2 separate regions of the Homo sapiens genome follow, and region 2 is linked to region 1. The links are chromatin loops, found by intact Hi-C in ENCODE. Cell type or tissue: dorsolateral prefrontal cortex. All regions are shown on one strand. Each heading gives the region's core, and the rest is flanking DNA. Links, peaks and the distances in the headings are about the cores only.

Region 1 (10,279 bases), core at 939-8,938:
TAAGGCTCATCATATTCCATTGATCACTCCCATTAATAGATTACTGGTGTCATTATGACAATGCTGATGGCACAGGGCCCTGGCTTTTAGATGGCCTGTTCTTGGAGGCTGATGCCCTGAGGGGATGCAGGCCAGTTGAGTGAGGACAGTTCTGTGGCTGTAGCTCAGGAGGCTCTGCCATGCTCCCAGTGCAGCTTTCCCCATCTACACCCACAGGCCAGCTCGACCCTCTGCCCTTTTCACCCAGCCCCATGGGCTCTATTTCTCCTTGTCTGCATTTCTCTCAGATCTGCAATCTCTTGGGTCAGTCTGTCAAAGAGTAGAAGTTCCATGGGGTGGGAATAGTGGGGAGGGGAGAGAAGGACATAGGACTTAGAACTGGAAGACATGATTTGCCTTCCTGCTTTGAGTTCTGACCCCACCTCGGGTGAGCTGTGATAATACGAATGTATCACTTAACTCCCGAGTCTTAGTTTTTTTTTCACTAACAAAAAAAAAAAAGAAAAGAAAAGAGAATGGATAGAATCTTTGGGTCCAGGTATATTTTGAAATCCAGAATTTTCTGAATCTTAGAAAGGTAATACATGTATATACCATATATTATATAATACCCTCAGTGGATTTCAGACAGCACTCTATAATCAAATATATTACTATTTCTTCAGTGAAACCTTTGACTATTCACTCAAAGTGAGGTTACAACCATGAATAGCCTCGTGTCATTTCTGGTCAGATTTTTCTGCCAGATAAAATACAAAACAACCCTTTCTGTTTTCAGAGCTTTTTGGATTTCGGAATTGTGGACATGTAACTGTCTAGTGACCCTCCATGTAGATACCTGCCAGGCCCTTCCTCCTCCTTTTTCCTTGAGTCTTACCATCTGTGCTCGTTCTCCCAGGCTCTGAACTCATGAAACGCTGTTTAGGATGAGCATGCAAAGAATTACAGAATCATGGGGCTGGTAAGCACCCCAACCTCCCAGACACACAGTTCCATGAAAACAAACTCTGAGGCAGTAAAAGAAGCCAAGGAACCACATTTTGTTGCCTGATTTCCATTAAGCCCCATTGATTCCATTTTTGAGCAAGGGGCTCCATGCTTTTTAATGGTAGGTTTTCCAGTGTGTCTCCTGAGTTTATCTTGAGTTCATGACTTTGAGGCTCAATCCTGACAAAAAGGATGAACTCTCTAACACAGTGGTCTGCAGAAGAATACACTGCTTTGCAGAGAGTGAGTTTTTCATCCCTGGGGGTGATCAAGTGGAAATGCAGATTGGAGGGGGATTGAAATAAGTAAACTATTGCTATCTTAGAATGTATACTTCTGAGTTACAAGGAAGGGACTTTAGGATAATTCCCCATGCCCTAGTGGTCCCTAACCAACTCCATCTTGCAACCTGTGGCTTTCTATGCAAAGTTCTACATGCACAGGAGCTGAGCCATTCCCAGGATACCAAGACACCCATGTTTTCCAGTTGCTTCCTTCCCATGGCACTTCCAGAGAAAGTCCCCACCAAGGCTCTTGGGCACTTGCCCAACTTCCCTCGGGGTCACACTCTGTCCAGAGAGATGGAAATGCTTGCTCTTTACCGTGGCAAGCTGCTCTCCGAGGCCCCGGGGGACTTCCCGCTCCTTCTCGTTGTCAAGCTTATTACCCAGCAGAAGAACAGGCACCCGGTCTCCCACAGCTTCCTGCAGAACAGAAAATGTTTTCAACTGAGAGGGGTGTCATAGGATTGCCCAGAGGGCAGGCTAACAATGCCGGCTGGACAGATGGGACCTCGCTTGAGAATCCCCTGCTGCCATAAAAGGTGAGGCCGTAACAGAGTCATCCTGAAAGCAGAAAACAGCCGCCTTCTCCAAGAGCCTCAGTTTATCATGCTTTTGCAAGGTGCCTGAGGCCTGCCTGTGGTGTCTCCTAGTCCCTGTGTGTGCAATGACCGCTCCCCCTTCACGATGCTCCTTGGATCTTAGATGGAACAGCAGGCCCCCCAAGGTGTGCTGGATGAGGGGACAGTTGATGCCAACAGGCTGCATGCCTCCTTCCAGAGCTTACAGCACCCTGAGGGCGTGCCTAATTGGCCAGGCTTAGTCCGATGGACCAAGGCCATGAATGCCCCATGGTTTGGAGTTGTTCTGGAGGCTGCTTTGATTAGAAACTGCATCACTAGAGGCCTCCTGATTGCACATAAGCTTCTGAGGGTTGGATCCAAATCTGCCTCATGGTCTTGCGCCCACAAGGCTCCATAAATGACTGCCATGTGCCTTGCTGGAGGCTGGCACCACAGACCCCTGTCACTGGGCGCTTTGGCTCTGAAGAAAGCCCTGTGTAAGAAGGAACACTGTGGCCATAGCAGCTGCACTGCTTGGGCCAGAAGTCACAGGTTTATTCAAGGTATCACATTGTTTACTTCCCCAATGGCTGTGGCTTACCAGCCAGGGGCCTGCTTCCCGGGTCTCCACCTCCTCCCTGGTGAAAGGGGCACCGTGTGTGTCTCTCCTGAGGGCGCCCAAAGGGCCCGGGACCACCGACTGCCATTCAGTGAGTAAATGTGGTAATGTGCACATTGAAGAAGGTTGTTATTTTTACTTAAATATTTAATTAGGGGCTTTTAATCATAATTTAGTAACAAATAGTTATTCATTGTAGCTAAATGTTTTACTAAATAGAGGGACCTGTGGGATAACAGAAGCTAATAAGCAGTTACAGTTTTGCCAATACTTTAGCTGTTTTACTTGAGCATTTCAAATAAATGTCCAAAGTCCATCTTACAGATATACCAATTTTAAATTTAAATGCTATTATGTTTGAAATTAAGCCTCAATGTTTCCTTAATCTGTGCATTCGTTTTTACTGCCATTTAATAGGGGAAAAAAATTCTTATTTAACAAATGAGAAAGTTAAGGCTCAGAGAATCAAAAAGAACATTCAACACCATAAGCACTGAATTATGAGAACTCTTTAGTATATGGGTCCTCACTTCTCCAACCTTTTCCTCTAGATTCTTATTTCCAATCAAGTCTCTGCTACTTAGTATCTTATTAACTGGAACCCTCTAAAAATGGTATCTATTGGTCAGATGGTAACTTGTGTTTGCAATGATGACTCAAAGGCGCTACAAGATCTTACAGTGTCTTCTGACCCATCAAAAATAGATTAAATTCTGGACACTGCAGTTGATGTCCTAAGTGGATTGTACATATTCCAACTACTTGAAAGTGAGAAAGCCACTGATGGCATATATGGAACCCTGTGGCCCCCTATTAGCTAGAGCGTTCACTAATGGGAACACCCCCTCCTCTGACCGTGCTGTGCCACGGGATACTTGTGCGAAGAGCTTTTCACGGAAAGGGAAGAAAGGAGGAGGAAGCAGGGAAATGGGCCAAGCGGCTTGCTGTTTAGAGCACATGGGAGAGAGATATTTGTAGATTTATGTGTGAGGAATGATTAAGGCTTGTGGGATTTCTTGACATGGAAACTCTGAAAATATGAGCATCAGACTTGAAATCCCAGGGCAGAATTCTACCCCAGGTTTTGGTATTATTTGGAATGGGCACTGGCTTCTGTTTCCTCGCTTGCAGAGGGGATGATGGATACTGAATGACCCAATAGGATGGGGTAGGGAATGGGTCATAAGCCCAACATCTGGGTCCTATGCACCATAAACAGCAATGGTGCCTCTTGCGTCCTGGGAAAAGAAAGGGCAGGTTTCTTCTTTTTTTTTTTTTTTGGGAGGCCGAGGTGGGTGGATCATGAGGTCAGGAGTTCAAGACCAGCCTGGCCAAGATGGTGAAACCCTGTCTCTACTAAAAATACAAAATTTAGCCAGGTGTGGTGGTGGGCACCTGTAGTCCCAGCTACTTGGGAGGCTGAGGCAGAGAATTGCTTCAACCTGGGAGGCGGAGCTTGCAGTGAGCCAAGATTGTGCCACTGCACTCCAGCCTCAGTGACAGAGAGAGACTCTGTCAAAAAAAAAAAAAAAAAAAAAAAAAAAAAAAAACCAAAGCAATTCCTGGATATAAAAATAAAGGAGCTTAGAAGGAGCAGAAAAAAAAAATTTAAAAGCAAAGCACTCAGCAGGAGCTGCGGTTTCTGTTCTTTGTATTGTTCCTCTCTTACACAGCCACTCTGGACAACTGGCTTCCCTGCAGGGACCCTGGCCTGCCACCGATAAAGGAGAAACAGACTCATCTCCAAATATTTGGCAAAAATAAATGAGAATACCCATAAGACCAGGGAGTGTGCTAACTATCACAGTCAGTCACCATCACCCTGGCCCAAGGTCATCAGTCTCTGGCACAGGGGCAGGGAGAGGAGCTGGTATTGGGGTAGGTGTCTCATGGTCCTCTCTGACTTTGACCCCAAAAGTCTGGAACTATCTGTCTAAACTTTACACCTTTCTCATACCTAACTAGGTTTTCAGCCTGCATACCACTCAGCACAAGATGTTCAAAATTACCTCCTAGATGAAGCAACACCTCCTTCAAGCCCCTAGGGCTTTGGTGAACAGGTCTCAGGTCTACTCAAACTCTGTTGTCTTGAGACTGTGAGAGATGTTGGTAAAAATCCCATCAGCATGACAGGTTGGAGTGAAGTCATCTTAGCTCCTTCATCAGGCACACAATCTCTCTTTAGGAGATGTGGGTTCTGCCCTAGCTCTGTCACCATCTCTCCATGTGACTCATCTGAGTCTCTCCTCTTTTCTGTGTCTCTCTGTTCCAAAGCCAGGTTCTGTTCTATGACCCTCTAACAGAGAGCCTTCCCTCCACCTTCAGTTATTTCAGCTGCCTTTCTGTGAACTTGAGCTTGTTGGAAGACAGACTTGTTGAAATTCAAAAGATCACCCATCTCTGACTTTAAATAACAAGAGCTGTCAACTTGGAGCAGTGGATTGGCATTCAGCTCAGAATGTGCAGCTGCTGGGTTTGGTTGGTTGTTGCCTATGTGCATGTGTGTGTGTGTGTGTGCGTGCGTTTTAATATCTATTTGCTAGGAGGCATGAAAAAGCACTTAGCTGGGATAGTGCTGCTATTTCTCTGGAGCTAGAGCAAAAATTTTTTCAGCACATTAAAGCATGCAGTTATGCTAAGAAAAAAAATGCCTGCAAAATTATATCTTGGGGGTTTCCATATTTATCCATCCCCTGGACTATGAGTCAAAACAAGATTTATTTGTGTGGTTCATTTTAAACTGCCAGCACTTCAAGCTCAACTTGGAACGTGGAGAAAAAAAAATCAAACTGCTATTTTTTGCACCATGCTGTACATTGTCACCAATGACAAAGATCGCAGAATGAGGTTTAGCTAGCAGCCCAGGAAGGGAGAGGGAAGTGGGCCAGGACCCCTTGAGCTGAAGAACTGTTCTGCTTTGAGAGAGAAGCAAGAAGGACTGAAAAGTAAATGAACACCTGCTTTTCAGGAGCAGATTTCAGCCATGGACCACAGGACAAGAGAGAAGCAGTGCAGTGTGGCAAAGCCCTCGCTTCTAGATCGGGTGGTGCTGCTGACAAGTGTGGGCGCCTTTGGGAAAGTCACTTCCTCTTTTTGGATCATAGTTTTTCTTACTTATAAAACAAGAGGTTGCATTAGATTAATCTCCACGTTTTTTTCCAGCTCGGAAACACTGGTCTATTCGGCTTAACTCCGCCAATTCTATTTCACTTCCTCGACTCACATGCCCAGGAATCTAGTGCCATCAGAACGACAAGAGGCTCTAAACAAGAAGCTCAGCATCCCAGGACTGCAGACACTGGGGGCCAGCAATCCGGCTCTGGGGGAAATACCAGCCCATACAGGCTTGTACAGGCTGGCGTTCTAATTTCTATTTTCTCTACCCGACACAGGCCCCAGAGTCTTCTGATGTCCAGTTTGTCCCATGGCCACACGTGGGGCCTTAGAGCCTGACTAGTTTCTTTTCCAGATTGGAATGGTTAAACCAATTCTACCCAATTGAGATAAGAAATTGGGGGTGGGTTGGAAATGCCGAGTTGGCCGAAAGACTGCCTGCGGTGACTTCCTATAAGGCACTCAGGAGAATCGGCACAGAGGGCATCTGCTGGGCCTCTTCTGCAGAAGGCCTGCAGGCAAGGTAAAGTTGCCTAGACTGGGTGAAATAGCAGAACAAGGGCAAGGCCACAGTCTTCCCATCTCATCAAGCAGTGCTGGTGCTCTCTTGCACCAAAGGATTTTGGTTCCCTCTGGGCTGGAAGGACCCTCCAGAATCTCCTCATCCACACACATTCCTGCTCCGTCTTGGCCTCCCAGAGAGATAGTCAAATGCCATCATACACTGTAGAAATTTAGGGGCCAGGAGGGAGCATTTGGTCTGCTGCCTTGTTGAATGATTGGCCAAAGTTTCATGGCCAGGAAGTGATCAAGATGGGATAGTAAGAACTTCCTTTCAGGGAACTCCACTACCTCCCCCGAGCATCTGTTCCCACCCCACACAACCTCTTCCAAGAGTCTTTCCCATGCAGGCATGTACAGCAACTGAAGCCCTTTTTTCTTGTATGCTTTTCAGGTTGAGGGAGGAAGGGGGACTGTGAACAGCTGGCCACCATTCACTTACTAATAAGGCTTCAGAACCTTGAAGACTGTTATTAAAGCTCCCCCTCCACCCTCCCTTCTCCAGGCGAGGGAGTTGGTAAAGTGCTCAGAGCTCTTTGGAAAAATAAGGTGCTCCACAAATATAAGGTACTTATTATTTTCAGTTCCCCTCAGATCAAATTAGGTGTCAAGTTTTAATCTATCACCTGACACCTCTGATTGCTGGTTGCCAAGGCAGAATGACTTAGCTTTTCAAGAATCTAGAGAATAATTGCATTTATGATGCCACCGTTCCACACCTTCAACACACACTCTGCCATTTGACACAGCCTCCTGCACTTGTTTCTGAAACTCTGTGCTGCTGAACTGAACGCATTGCCTGGTCTATCATACTGAGTCCCAGAGCTCCTAGTGTGTGCTGGACATGCCGCAGATGTGTAGTAAAACCTTGGTGAGGGGTCACAGGCATCTTCGGAAATGACTTAGAGCTCTTCTACTCACAGGGTCATCCCTGGACCACCAGCATCAGCCTCACATGAGAACTTGCTAGAAACACAGAATCTCAGACCCCAGTCCCGACCTGCTGAAGCAGAGACTGCATTTTAAGAAGTTCCCCAGGAGAGTCCTATATATGTTAGGGTTCAAGGAGCGCTTGTTTAGCCGGGAACAGTGGTGGCTGAGAATCAAAATTCCCTGGGGAGCTGTTCGTTTTATTTTTTATTTGCAGGCTCTGAACCACTCTGGGAGAGAAGGCCCTGGCCCCTGGCCTCTGTTCCCTTTAAAAGCTCCACGTGTGATCCTGATGTTCACCCAGGTTTAGAATAATCAATTAGAGCTTAAATGTACCTTTGGCTAATATCTTAAAAAAAAGGAAAAACTCAAACTAGAAATCATATAGAAAAGCCCTGTTTACACATAAGCAATTCTGATTTAACTATGTATAGATTTGCCATCTCAGCCAGGCTTCCCGAGCCCACAGACACACCAAGGCTTCCGTGGGCCTCTTAGCAGCCACACGCCGCTGATGATTTCAGCCCCGTCCCACAAAGCAACGTCTCTGGAGGATGACTAAACTGATGCTTCAAGCTGTGATGATGGTCTTCTGAGATGTCTTCACCTCCACCACCAAACTGTTCCACCTCTTCTTCTAGATCCCAGGCTCTGTGCAAAACAGGAGCCTTAGAAACGACACCCCCTAATGACAGCAGAGAGCGTAGTTCCCCAAATTTGTCACCATCCATTCCCATTAATCCCAGACCACCTGGAGGCTTAGCCCTAGCACACACCAAAATTTAGATACTGGGGGACAACTAAATGTCTGTGAAAAGGACAGGTGACCCTGGAGAAGTTAGGCCTTCCCTTTCTTCACTTTTGAATGAGATGGCCATACTAGATGGGAGATTTTCAAAGGGAAACTCTTTTGTCTAACAAAATTGTAGCTGACCTCCAATATGCTGAAAAAGGCAAGGCAGCTCTGACGGAGATGGGGGATGAGGGACCTGGATCCGTGACCACTAAACCTTCCCTTGCCGCTCCCCAATCTCTGGGGAATGTCAGTCTGATTCCAGGGCTCCAAGGAAGAGAGTCTGGAAACCCCTGGATTAGGTAATCCCTAACATCCCTCCTGGTGCTTAACTTCTGCAAAGAAGATAAATCTGCTTGGTGCTGCCAACAACAACAACAAAAGTAAAAAAAAGAACAGAAGAGAAAGATCGTGTCGTAAACTCCAAAGTTTAGAAAGGAATTACTGCTGGATTCACCCATACCATTTGCTTCCATTATTAGTTTGGTGTACAGGCAATCTACTACCTACATTTCAAAACTTGCATTTTCTCATTTGTAAGTGCGTCAGGCACAGTAATTTTGAGAAATAACAGGTAGTAGGCAAATTCTTGAGAAACCCTTGAATCTGGCTTCCATTTTGTTCCTTATTTTTCTTGGTAATCAGAAGGATGCAGATTAACAAAAGACAGACGGGTGACCCAGACATGCAAAACTACAGAGAAACAGATTTGGGTGAAAGGGATCATGGATCTTAGGGCCAAAAGGGTCAAAGAAATGGACAACTCCAAGAGTCTGCCTTCATAGCAATGTGGTATCCATTCATTCATCCAGGAGTTGTTGGTCTCATGCAAAGCATCCAGGTTATAGCAACGAAGATGCAGCTTCTGTTCTTAGGCAGCACGGAGTCCAGTGGGAGACACAGGCCAGTAAATAAGCAATTTGTTGCAGCATGATAAATATGTGATGGGATATGCAAGGTTTTATGGGCTTGGAGCAGAGAGCTGAACATAAGCTTCATGAGGGCAGGAGCTTTGTCTCTTTTATTCACTGCTAGGATTCCCAGGCTCTAGAATAGTGCCTGCCGGTGTTTTGAACAAATACGTGAACAAACCATGAATCCTGCTGGTGGAAGGGGCGGGACATCCTGCTTGGCTGTTCTGTGAAGGAATCAGCCGAGGCCTGGCAAAAAGCAATTTGTAGCTTGTCCACACTGGCAGTGGCCTTGAGAAGCCTGCACTGGGGTGGTGGAAACACTAATGAAAAAAGCATGTACAAAACGACATACTGCAAGTAGGAATCATAAACATAGAGTCTCCCAGATAATTCAGAATGCAAAGATAACACAGTTGCTCTTGGGCCCTGCCAAGACTCTTGATTTTGAGGTGAGCCTGGAGCCCTCACATTCTGGATCAACCTCCCCTTGTGTGAAGAGCTGTGACAGAGGCCCCCAAACATTGCATGGTGTGGCTCCCGGGCAGGGCATAGCTGGGCCTACTGGAGCTGGAAAGACTCAGGGGATGGGGAGAGACGCTGGTGAGAATGAGGGAAGAATCTGGTTGTGACTCAAACACTGATTTCTCCAGGACCCTTCCTTGACACTCCACTGTGTCCCCTCCCCCAATCCAGTCCCACTCAATCATGGCCCAGCAATGACACAGCTACTGGCATAATCTGGATTTTCAGTGTCCCTCTCTCCATGAGGGCAGGGACTGTGTCTGTCTTGTTCACTTCTGGGTCCCCAGGAACTGGCCTGGTACTGGGAACCCAGACGAACAGAGGAACACATGCCTGCATCAGTTTGTTCCTGGAAAAGGCAAGTTCCGAATCAGATTTTGAAAATGCAGAGGCCCACGTGGGAGATGGACAGAGAAGAAAAAAGAAGCCACAGTCAAGCCTAAATGCTCCTAGGAAGGTCGCCAGCTCACCTCCACGCTGCTCAGCCACCGCCGGACCGACAGGAACGACTGCTTGTCTGTGAGATCGTACATGACGATGACACCATCTGCCTTTCTGAAGAACTGCTGGGTGATGCACCGGTACCTGCCACAGAAGGGCCACGGGTCAGGCATGCACGGCCTTCCCTCTGGAGCCCAGAACTTCGGGCAGCTCCTCACCTCTCCTGCCCAGCCGTGTCCCACAGCTGCAGGGCCACCTGAGAGTTGTCCACATTCAACGTCTTCACACGGTAATCAATGCCTGCAGGGTGAAATGGGCCTGTCAGGGCTGCCCTGGGCCAGGGGCACCTCACTTCCAAATCAGGAAACAATGCTTCCAACATCTGAAATCACATCAGGCCCAAGGTGACAACCCTCCATGTGCAGCTCGTGGGAGGCAAAATGGAGAAAAGAACAGAGCACTGGATGGGGAGGCATGGGACCTCAGCTCTGGTCCTGTCTCTGCCACTTATTAGCTGTGGAACATTGATCAAATCACTTAACCACTCTGAACTG
Region 2 (10,279 bases), core at 1,043-9,042, 88 kb before region 1:
GAGTCTATGGAAACCAGGTGAGAATCTAGATTAAGTTGGTATGGCTATGATTTTGGCCAGCAACTTGTGATTTTCTTTCTCTCTTATAACATGATTTTGTAGTTCATTTTTCTCCACCTTCAGCTCAATGGCCAGATGATGGAGCCTGAGAATCTATGAGGAGTCAGCTCCTGGATCCTCACCAGTTATGCTCTATGGGCTGAATCAGTCAGTCAGCGTCTCTGAACCATGGCATCATTACCTGCAGAGAGGGCTTGTACTACACGGGTGCAAAGAGATGGTTGGAAAATGTCTAACAAATACACTTAGATCTGTATTTGAAGCCACTTGTAGTGTGTGGAATTATGGATGCTTAATAAATGCATTCTATGTTTGCAAGATATGTTCTTCTCCTAGAAATCTCCTTATCTCCCAGGAGATAAGACACTTCTTGGTAAAGACATTTTGAGTACCACTGAACCCTCCAAAGAGTATTGAGTATTATTGAGATTCTGATGATTATTATTCCCAATTTTGCTTTTCTTCTGCCACCTCTCTGCCCTCTCAAGGGAAGTGAATGCTCTCTGATCACATGGTGGGAAAGGGCCTCCTTCACTCGACTATAATAATAAATTTATGAAGGGCAACATTCACCCAGTTGAAGTGTAAGTGTACCATTATCACATCTTTCTTATCTAGCTTTATACTAAGTATTAAGAGGGAAACACAGACATATAAAATCTGGTTACTAGTCTGAAAGAATTTACTTCTTGTTGTAGAAGTAACACCTACAATTGTGAGATAATCTTCAGGAGACAATTTGCCAGCAAAATAAATAGGAACATAGCCCATAGTTTCAGATAAGCAGATGCCATAGGAGGTCAAAATAGGAGCAGGAGAGACCCAAGCATCAGCGGCTGGAGAAAATGACTGATTTTCAATGATGGCTACCTTCCTAAAGATATCAATCCCATAATGCCCAGAAAGCTCAGAGGACGAAGGGCAGAACCAAAGGCTTGAGAGTGCACAATGTGTAAGGGAGGGGCCAGGGCCAAGCAGCCAGCAGAACAGGGCTCTACGGGCAGCCAAAGCCACTGTGTCCTGTGCCACGAAAGGCCCAGAGAGCATCTAAAGATAGCACCCTGGCACAGAGTCATACGGCGAGAGCGGGAAGCCTGGTACTCCTGTACCACACGCTCGAATTTCCTCTGAATATTTACACGCTCAGCGTCTTCCAGTCATCACCATAGCCCCACAAAAGAGGCGGGACAGAAAATCATTGCCATTTGGAGAAGAGGAAACCGAGGATAGGGAAGGCTCAATGGCCTTTGCACAGTGACATGAACAGGGAAGGAGAGAAGCAAGTCCAGAACCCACCGGTGCTGTTTCTGGCTGTGTGCCTACGAAGCGGGTACAGGGAAAACTCCTCTGAGGACTCCAGCCTGGGGTAAAGAGAGTCATGAACATAGCATAGGTCCCACAGGGATGATTTGACCCAAATCTGGAACTAAAAGTGTAGTCTAACTCCAGGCAAGGTGAGGGTAAGAGAGGACACTGGCTGTGTGTTTCTACACATCTGCCCATAAAAGAGAGTGGAGAGGGAAGCCAGGGCTCCGTAACCCCCTTCAAGTCAAAGGAGGGGAGGAGGCTCCCTTGCCTTGGGGAGGGAAGAGGGAGGAAGAGGAGGGGAATGCATAGGGAAGTCTGCTTTTAAGCCCATTAATGAGGAAGAGCCAAGCATCCAATTAACTTGACATCTCTTGCAGCCAAAATATCTGAGGATATAAGAAGCGAATTTAATATGTGGAGGCTTGGGAGACAAGTGACTAATAGTGGAAAACAGCCCCAGTTTATTTAAAAAATAGGTCAGGCCCAACAAATCCAATAGATTCCCTCTCAGCACTTACGGATCCAGGAGACAGAGGGAGTGCTGTGTGGGTGCAATGCCATTTTGATTTGAAGCAGACATTGTTGTTGTACCACCAAGAGACAGCCAGGGCTGGCAGGAGGCGCCTGTGCACAGCATGCAGCTGCTGAGGGCGGCCTTCGCGTCAAGCGTCTCAGTGACCCTGGTCAGGACAGCGAGTCCCTACCAGTGACCGGCCCAAGGTCACGAAGCCTGAAGGTGGCGGCGCCCACACCCAATCCCAGCCCCTCTACTCTCAGAGCTAAAGTGCTCTCTGTGGCCTTGGGTGCCTCTCTTCCAGATGTCCTTGGCCCGGCTCTGGGAATCTTGGTTGGCTCTGAGATGGCAGCACCAGGCTGCCATCTGAGAGCTATGGCAGAGCTCAGGGCTTCAGCGAGGAAGAGAGAAGGCCTGAAGCTGTCCTCGGCACTGTCAGGACAGGGTTCCTAGGCACCAGCTGGAGAGCCTGTTAACATGCCCAGTGTTGGGTCTCAGTCCCACCCTGATTTCATTGGTCTGCGGTGGGCTGGAGATCCACCAGCGACGGCCGACATGGATTATAAAACAGAAACACTGTTTGAAGTCGGAGCCCAGGTTGTTTCTTTCAGAACGTTAATTTCTAGAGATGTTTATAGATCTCAGGAAAAAGTGTGTCACAGCCATAAATGTGATAGTAGTAGATGCCCTAATTCCTCTTAGAAATTTATATTATATAATATTTATATAATATATTTAATACATATACTATAATAAAATCATTTATTTTAGCATTTTAAAGGCTTAAAAGTATTGCAATTAAGAATTCTCTTTATGTAATCCCAGCGCTTTGGGAGGCCGAGGCAGGTGGATCACCTGAGGTCAGGAGTTCGAGACCAGCCTGGCCAACATGGTGAAACCCCGTCTCTACTAAAAATACAAAAAAATTAGCCTGGCATGGTGGCGGGTGCCTGTAGTCCCAGCTACTTGGGAGGCTAAGGCAGGAGACTGGCATGAACCCGGGAGGCAGAGCTTGCAGTGAGCTGAGATCACGCCACTGCACTCCAGCCTGGGCGACAGAGTAAGACTCCGTCTCAAAAAAAAAAAAAAAAAAAAAAAAAAAAAAGAGCTCTCTCTTTAGCTTATCTGCCCAAACCTACTTGCCATGGAACCTTTTTCTAGGAGTACCAATTATACAGTATACAATGTGGGAAAATGTTACTCTAGACCAGTGGTTTTCAAACTTTATGGTGTATCAGAATCACCTGCTGGGACCCGTCCCAAAATTTCTGATTCATTGGTTTCTGTCCTTCAAGGCCTGGGAATCTGCATTTCTTACCAGTCCCCAGGTGATGCTGGTGGTCTGGAGACCACACTTCAAGAACCACTGCCGTAGACCCCTCTGCAAGCCCTGGCTCAGCCGAGGGTCCTGGGAGGCCTCCCAGAGTGGGAGGGTGGAGACTGAGAGCAGTGGGCAGCAGGAGCTAAGAGAAGGGGTTTCCAGGAAACACAGCCTTGAGAAGGCTTGACTCTAAGGTAAGAAAACCCTATGTAGGGATGGGCTCTGCCAAGATCCCAGAGTTAGAGTCAGAGATTCTATAAAACAGGGGGTTCCAAATGGGGGACAGCCGACCCTCTGTGACAGGCATCAGTGGCTTGCCCCCAACATCCAGGCCTGGAAAAGGCAGATCTGGAGAGCGTCTGTGCCTACGAAGCCAAGTCTTGTGAAGGGCATGAGGCAGACGACTGAAGAATAAACCAGAGCAAGCTGGGGAGCCCGGGAGGCCACATGCAGAAGACAACACCGTCTCGCAGGACTGGCAACACCTAGATCAAGCTTGTCCAACCTGCAGCCTGCACACCGCCCAGGATGGCTTTGAATGTGGCCCAACACAAATCCACAGACTTTCTTAAAATACTATGAGATTTTGTTTGGATTTTTATTTTTTAGCTCATCAGCAATCGTTAGTGTATTTTATGGGTGGCCCAAGACCATTCTTCTTCTTCTAATGTGGCCCAGGGAAGCCTGGACAACCCTGACCCTCCTCCCCTTTGCCCCCAGACTCTGGGCTTCCAGCCCCGAGGGTAAGAAGCAGCAAGCTAGAGCTACCTACCCTAGCACAGTACACCCCTCTGAGGGGGCTGACTTCATCTGCCAGCCCCGATGATAAGACAGGGGTGCAGGAGAGTAGAGAGAGGGTGCATGTAGGGCTGTCTTGGCCAAAGGCAGGCAATAAAGCTGTACTTTTGCTTTCTTAGGTGATAGGAGAGGTCCCAATGCCCAGCAGAGCCCTTGCTTGTCTTGCTGCTGCCTGACATTTCACATAAGAATGTTCTTTTTTTCTGCAAACCTCTGGTCCCTATCTAAAGGCAGGCAGATGGTTCTGGAAGAGCTAACCCTTTGTGTAATTATGCAGAACGGGAGCCACAGCTTAGATCACAGCCTGGTGAGTAAACACAGGTTGAAGAGAGGTGTGGTGAGTGTCTAAGGGCGACACTGGGCAGAGGGGCTGGCACGAAGGTGGGCAAGGAGGGAAGAAGGTGAAGGCGGTGGGCAAAAGAGTGGGGTGAGGCCCAGGCTGGAAGCCTCCTGCCACCCCTACTCTGTCCCCTCCCACTGCGATCCTCTTTCTTCCCTCCGTGGGCCCTCCAGGCCAGGCAGGCGGCTGCTGAGGACAGACGACTCAGGTTAGAAAAAGCTCTCTTGACATTTGGAGAACAGAGCAGGATTTGGCTCCTCTAGTGGAGCCTCTTGTTCTCAGGGAAATCATTTTAAAGCTTGGGCTGGTGCCAGCAGGAGCCATTTATAGCCCAAAGGGCTTAGGTTCACTTTGGCTGCCTGGTGCAGAGAGTGCTGGCTTCCCTCTCCCCTCTGCAGGCTGCCTTCCCCCTTCAGATGTCCAGCACCTTCACTCTCCTTCCTTAAAGCTTCTTTTTCCTCTCCTCTACCACCTCTTTCCTATTCTCTTGGAGGTTCCAGTTCCAGATCCACCTCCGGACCTAGATTCCCCTAGGTGAGCCTAAACAAATTCCTTTCCTTCTGTGGGCCTCAGTCTCTCCATCTGCACCCTGACACCTATTGTCTGCTCTCTTTAAACTCTGTCACCTTGGAGAGGTGCCTGCCTGTGCCTACCTCCACTGAAGCGCTCTCCTCTGTCTAGTTATTGCCTGTTGACTCTCTTTCTGCCCTCAACACTGGGCTTCCTGCCTGGGCCAGCTGTGTTACCCTTTTCTGAGCACAGGGCCTGGCTCCTGGCAGTAGCTCAGTTAAGCTTGGTTGGGCCGAACTGAGCTAACCATGGCATCAGTTTCAAGAGCACAGGTTTTGGCATAAAACAGATACTGGTTGACATCTTGGCTGTGCTGCTTGCTATCTCTGGGCCCTGGCAAATGACTGGACTTTGTGAGCTTTAGTTTCCTCATCTGTAAATGTCAGTTACTATGAGGATTTCACGAGATGGTGTCTATCTATAAAGTGCTTGGCGCAGCGCCTGGGGCGCAGTGGGCCCTTAGTCAATGTTAGGTCTCATCACCATCATCATCCTCTGCCATCTACCTGCATTTTCAAGGGATGTGGGTTAGGTCAAACATGCTCCCCCAAATCCCCACCCCTGCTTGTGGAAATCCGACCCACCCTTCAAGGACGAGCTCACAAGCTCACATGCCCCTTCTTCAGGAAGCCAGCTTCCTCCTGTCTCCAGCTCTGCTGCGTCCATAACCTTTCATCTCTGCATTTAGTGGGCCCGAGGCCTGTTCACCCCAGTAGAGTGGGTAGACTAAGACAATCGCACTTTATTTATTAGGGAGAAAAACTGTGCTGAAGCTGCCCTGGGTAAGGCCAGTCTGGGGGCGGAACACTGTGTTGGGGGAGTCCTGATCAGCCGCTGGCGTGGTGAGTCGAAGGCAAATCACAAGTATTGACAGTGGAGGGTGATTCTCACCATATCAGGGAGGCAGACAACATCGGGAGACCTCCAGCAAGTAACAGGGCCCTGGGCCTGGGCCTTTGGACGGAGGTGGGGAAAGAGCAAGGCAGGGTGCTTTCTCTGCCCTGGGGCCCAAGAACCCAACAGGACAAGGCTGGAGGCGATGGTGCAGAAACAGGTACCAGAACCGACTCCAGGGCAGAGCAGGCAGGGCCAGACCTCCAGGGTGATGTGGGCACAGGAACCCTGGAAGGGACTGGGGGCACTGGAATGTCCAGTGGGGAGGGACTTGGGCACAGGGAGCAAATTGGAGGTGAGAAAGCTGCAGCCATGAGCAGACCAAGACGCTGATGTTGAGAGTCCAGCTGCCCATCCGAGTGTGATTCCAAATCCTTTTGCTGACTTCTCAGACTATGTATACAAGATTGGAGTTTGAAAGTCACCTTCACTCAGAGACTCTGCTTGCCTGGTGTGGCTTAGGGAGGAGTTGAGCCTTCTGACTTTACAGAGGAGACCACTGTCATCCCCCAAGACCTATCCCCTGTGCTCCTCAAGTCTCAAGAGCCTTCAGTTGTGGCTGAACAATCATGTATATCTCTTGGAGATGCATCTGGATTCCTATAAGTGTTCCAATTTGCCTGCATAGGATCCATAGAATACCCATATGTCTCTTGTTTCTTTCACAGGGCTGGCACAGTGCCTTGCTGTTGTAGAAGTTCAGCAGGTAGTTGTAGAATTTAAAAGCATCACCCCATGTAGCTGAATGTTCAGGGATCACAGGCCACGGCTGCTTCCCACCCACTCCCAGCCTTCAGGGAGAGGGTATGCCTGTCAGCCAATGGGCAGAGTGCCAGGCTGCAGACCAGGGTCTGGGCCAGTCATTTATTTGTCCCCATGACCTGTGGCTATTGAAATGAATGCCCCCAAATCCATGCATCCTTTTGCCTCCTGCATGGCACACGGCAGACACTTCATAAGCTGGCTGTTGGGGAGAGTCTCAGGGAGCCCCATGGAAAAGAGAACCTTGGAATCAGAGTTGAATGACAGCTTATGGGTGCTGGAGGCCCCTGTGACCTTGACCGTGCACAATGCCCAGGCCAGCTAGGACTTTTTCCTCTCCTTAATATATTTAAATGGAGTCAATACTGGGGTCAGCTTCATGCACACAGCCTTCTTCAGCCCTAGAGGTGAGGTGATCTGCACAGCTTCCTGAGCAGGGTCCTCCCTGGTGGCTGAGGTGTGGAGGGCCCCAGCCAGGCTGGATGGAGGTTGACTTTGTTTCGGAGCCCTTGCTTGGACACCGGAGTGCAATGCTCGGGCCACACATCCTTGGAGGAAGGGCAGCCTGGAAGTGGTGGAACAATCTGTCATGATCATATTTTTGTGTAATCAAACACTCTTCCCATAATACCTTTAATGGCCGCATAGTGTTCTATTGTGTGGCTACACCACAGTTTAATGTCTCACTTTGTGGAACATTTCAGTTGACTCCTACCTTTTGTCACTAAGGACAGCATTGTCATGAAATTCTCAACAGCTACATCATTATGATGATCCATGATTCTCTTCTTATGGTAAAGTCCACAGAACTTCAATTGCTGGGTTAACGGATTTGTGCTCTTTAACACTTCAAGTACATTTTACCAAACGGCCTTTCTAAAAGTCTTGACCTATTTTCATTCCCACTAGAAATGTGTGAAAGGACCTATCTCTCTGCAACTCTTACATATGCAGAGCTGTGGTTGTTTTGGTGGGAGAAGAGCTTATCTGGTATTTAAAAGCTGTAAGTTTTCTATTTGAATTTGAATTTACCTGATTTCTAATGAGGTTAAACATTTTTGTTGCACATCAACCTGCCATTTGTATTTCACATGTACTTGCCTCATGTGGACAGATTATCCAATCCTTTCCCCAATATTACATTGTGGGTGTTCATCTATTTTTGTATTGGCTTGTAAGAGCTCTCTACGTATTAAGGGCATTAACCTTTGTCTGCCACATATGTTAAAACGTACTTCTCGGTTTATCATTTGCCTTTTAATTTTGTTTATGATATTTATTGTCTGGAACTGCATTAATGTCTTCTTGCTAGACATCTTCTCTTATATGACTCAATGACATTTCAAACTCTGCATATCCAAATTGAAATTCATTATTTCCCCCCACCCCAACCTGCTCTGCCTGCTGACTGGCTTATTTTTGTTAATGTCACCACCATTTCCCTAGTCACCCAGGCTTGAAATGTTGAAGTCATCTTTGATTCCAGCTCCTCTCTCTTCCCCTACATTTTGTCAGTTGCCAAAGCCTGTAGAGTCTATTTCTGCACTTTCTCTGGCAGGCAGCCCCTCGGACACCCCAGTAGTTCAGGCTCTCATTATTTCTTGACTGGACTTTGAACATAGCCTCCAAAGTTCATACTTTGCCTCTCTTCCATTCCCTTCTTTTCCTTGGCCCCTCCTGTGTGCTGCTACCACATCTATCTTCCTAAAGAGGAGCCCAAACACAGAAGTCACTGCTTCCCTGGTTACAAACCGGCAATAGCTCCCCGTTGTCTTTTGTATTTAATTACGACCTCTTAGCCTGGCCATAATTTCCTTTCAACTGAATCTCTCACTGTCTCAGCCAAGCTGCTCCCAAACAAACTCACTGCTCTCCCGCCTTTTGGTTGCTCAAGCCGTCTCTTCCTCCACCTGCCAAAATCCGTTCAAAAAGCTCCCACCTCACCCCACCTCCTGCTATCCCAGGGCTTCCTGACTCTCTGCATTAAAGTGAATTCTCTTTCCTGTGAACCTCCAGAACAATTTGCTTGAACTTCTCTTGTAGAACAAACCTTATTCCAGCATCTATCAGAGACAATAAGGGTCTTAGAATCTAGAAAACAGGGTCCTGGGAGGGCACAGTTCCCACACGTCTATTTCTTCCACAGGACCTGCACGCTGCCTTGCTGTTGGAGATCTGTGCAGTAGGCAGTTGTGGAATTAAAAGCAACACCCCATGTCGCTGAATGTTCAGGGATCACAGGCCACTGCCGTTTCCCACCCACTCCCAGCCTCCGGGGAGTCTTAGCCTGTGGAGTCCCAGGAAGCACATGGAAAAGAGAGCCTTGGAACCAGAGTGGAGTGACAGCTAAGGGGTGCTGGAGGCCCCTGTGACCTTGACCATGCACAATGCCCAGACCAGCTCCGACTTTTTCCTCTCCTTCACATATTTAAATGGAGTCGATATTGGGGTCAGCTTCATGCACGGAGCCTTCTTCAGCTTTAGAGGTGATTCTGCAGCCTGCACAGGAGTGTGCACTTGACACAGTCTATTTTTAGCCTCCCAGAGACCGTGACCAACATCCCAAGCTGAGAGTGGGCACACCTGCTGCATTCTAATGAGGCAGCCCCACTCGCCTTTGCCAGCCCGCCCGGGATCTCACCGACGTGAAATCTGATGTTGCTAAACTGGGAAGTCTGCTTATTTCCCAAGGGCGGTAGCCTAGGTACACTGGGAAGATGGGACCATCCCACTGCCCCCAGCTCACTCCCCTGCAGCCCTGGACACAGAACAGTCTTGGGACTGCGCGGAGTGATTCCACGGAGGGGTTGAAATAACTTGGCTTTCTTGATCTTGCTGTGTCCTAGGATTCCCCTGTTTCTCTTGCTAGAAAGGAGACAGTAAGTCTGAGCTGACCCAGCTCACAGACAAGAAAATCGAGACATAGAACAAGGACATGATGTATGTAATAATCATAAGCACTTACTATGTGCCAGCCTGTTCTAAAGTCTTTCCATATATCAACTCCTCCAAACTTTTGGACAAATTTTTCAGGTAGGTTTTATTATGATTTGTGTTCTATAGAGGAGGAAAAGCTGAGGCACAGTGATGACAAATTATTTCCCAAGGTCACACAGCCAACAAGCGCTGGGTTTCAGAGTCAGGCACTGTGGCTCCAGGGTTTGTACTTTCAGCCAGTTCGCTATCTGCCTCCTAGTATCTATTTTTAATTTTACTAGAGCCAGGATAGGACCCAGGAGCCTGGATTCCCAGCCCTAGAGGACTGACTACTAGATAATACTCCTTTTTTTATTTTTCTAGTTCAGCCCTGCTTTGAGGCCTTTACTGTGCCTTGTACATCTGGGTCTCCTGCACTCCAGGCAGAGGAGGTCTCCTGGCATAACTGCTTCTGTTGCAGTGTTTGAGCTTCTGGGCTCCAATTGCTGTCTCTGGGCTCCAGAAGCTCTGTGGACCCCCATCTCCTTCTCCCTGCTCCGCCTAGCCTGTGGAGGACCAGGGAGCAGACAGTGATGGGCAGCAGCAGTGGGTGTAGAGCTGGGCTGGGCCTCAGGATTGGGGCACCCAGAAATAGCAATAATTGGTTGTGTGGAGGCCATCAGTGTGGGTATCCACAGTGCTGAATTCAGGGTAGAACTGTGAATCAGAAACTAGGGGGCAAGACAACAGGTAGGAGACACCAGAACCTAAGACATCTGCATTTTGGGGGCCGTAT

The links. Hi-C counts contacts between places; a loop is a spot of excess contacts. Peaks named below come from ENCODE experiments on the same cell type or tissue, not always from the same donor. Only the 100,000 strongest peaks of a DNase experiment are listed, where the experiment ranks them.
Region 2: a loop joins it to region 1, with 4 times the contacts of the local background. A loop is called at or near these places in 3 of 110 quality-filtered maps.

Annotation. Positions count from the first base shown.
Region 1 is chr12:3,617,682-3,627,960 of GRCh38, forward strand. It overlaps CRACR2A (calcium release activated channel regulator 2A), which reads right to left. Exons shown (of 20, transcript NM_001144958.2): 16 at 9,944-10,025; 17 at 9,755-9,869; 18 at 1,590-1,691. Among named protein-coding and RNA genes, the nearest start is that of THCAT155, 130 kb to the left of the region's middle. In dorsolateral prefrontal cortex, for the core only: no CTCF peak of the experiment used is centred there; a DNase peak (open chromatin) is centred at 5,480; H3K27ac peaks cover 3,769 bases.
Region 2 is chr12:3,529,655-3,539,933 of GRCh38, forward strand. All of the region lies in intron 1 of PRMT8 (protein arginine methyltransferase 8), which reads left to right. Among named protein-coding and RNA genes, the nearest start is that of THCAT155, 42 kb to the left of the region's middle. In dorsolateral prefrontal cortex, for the core only: no CTCF peak of the experiment used is centred there; a DNase peak (open chromatin) is centred at 4,647; H3K27ac peaks cover 747 bases.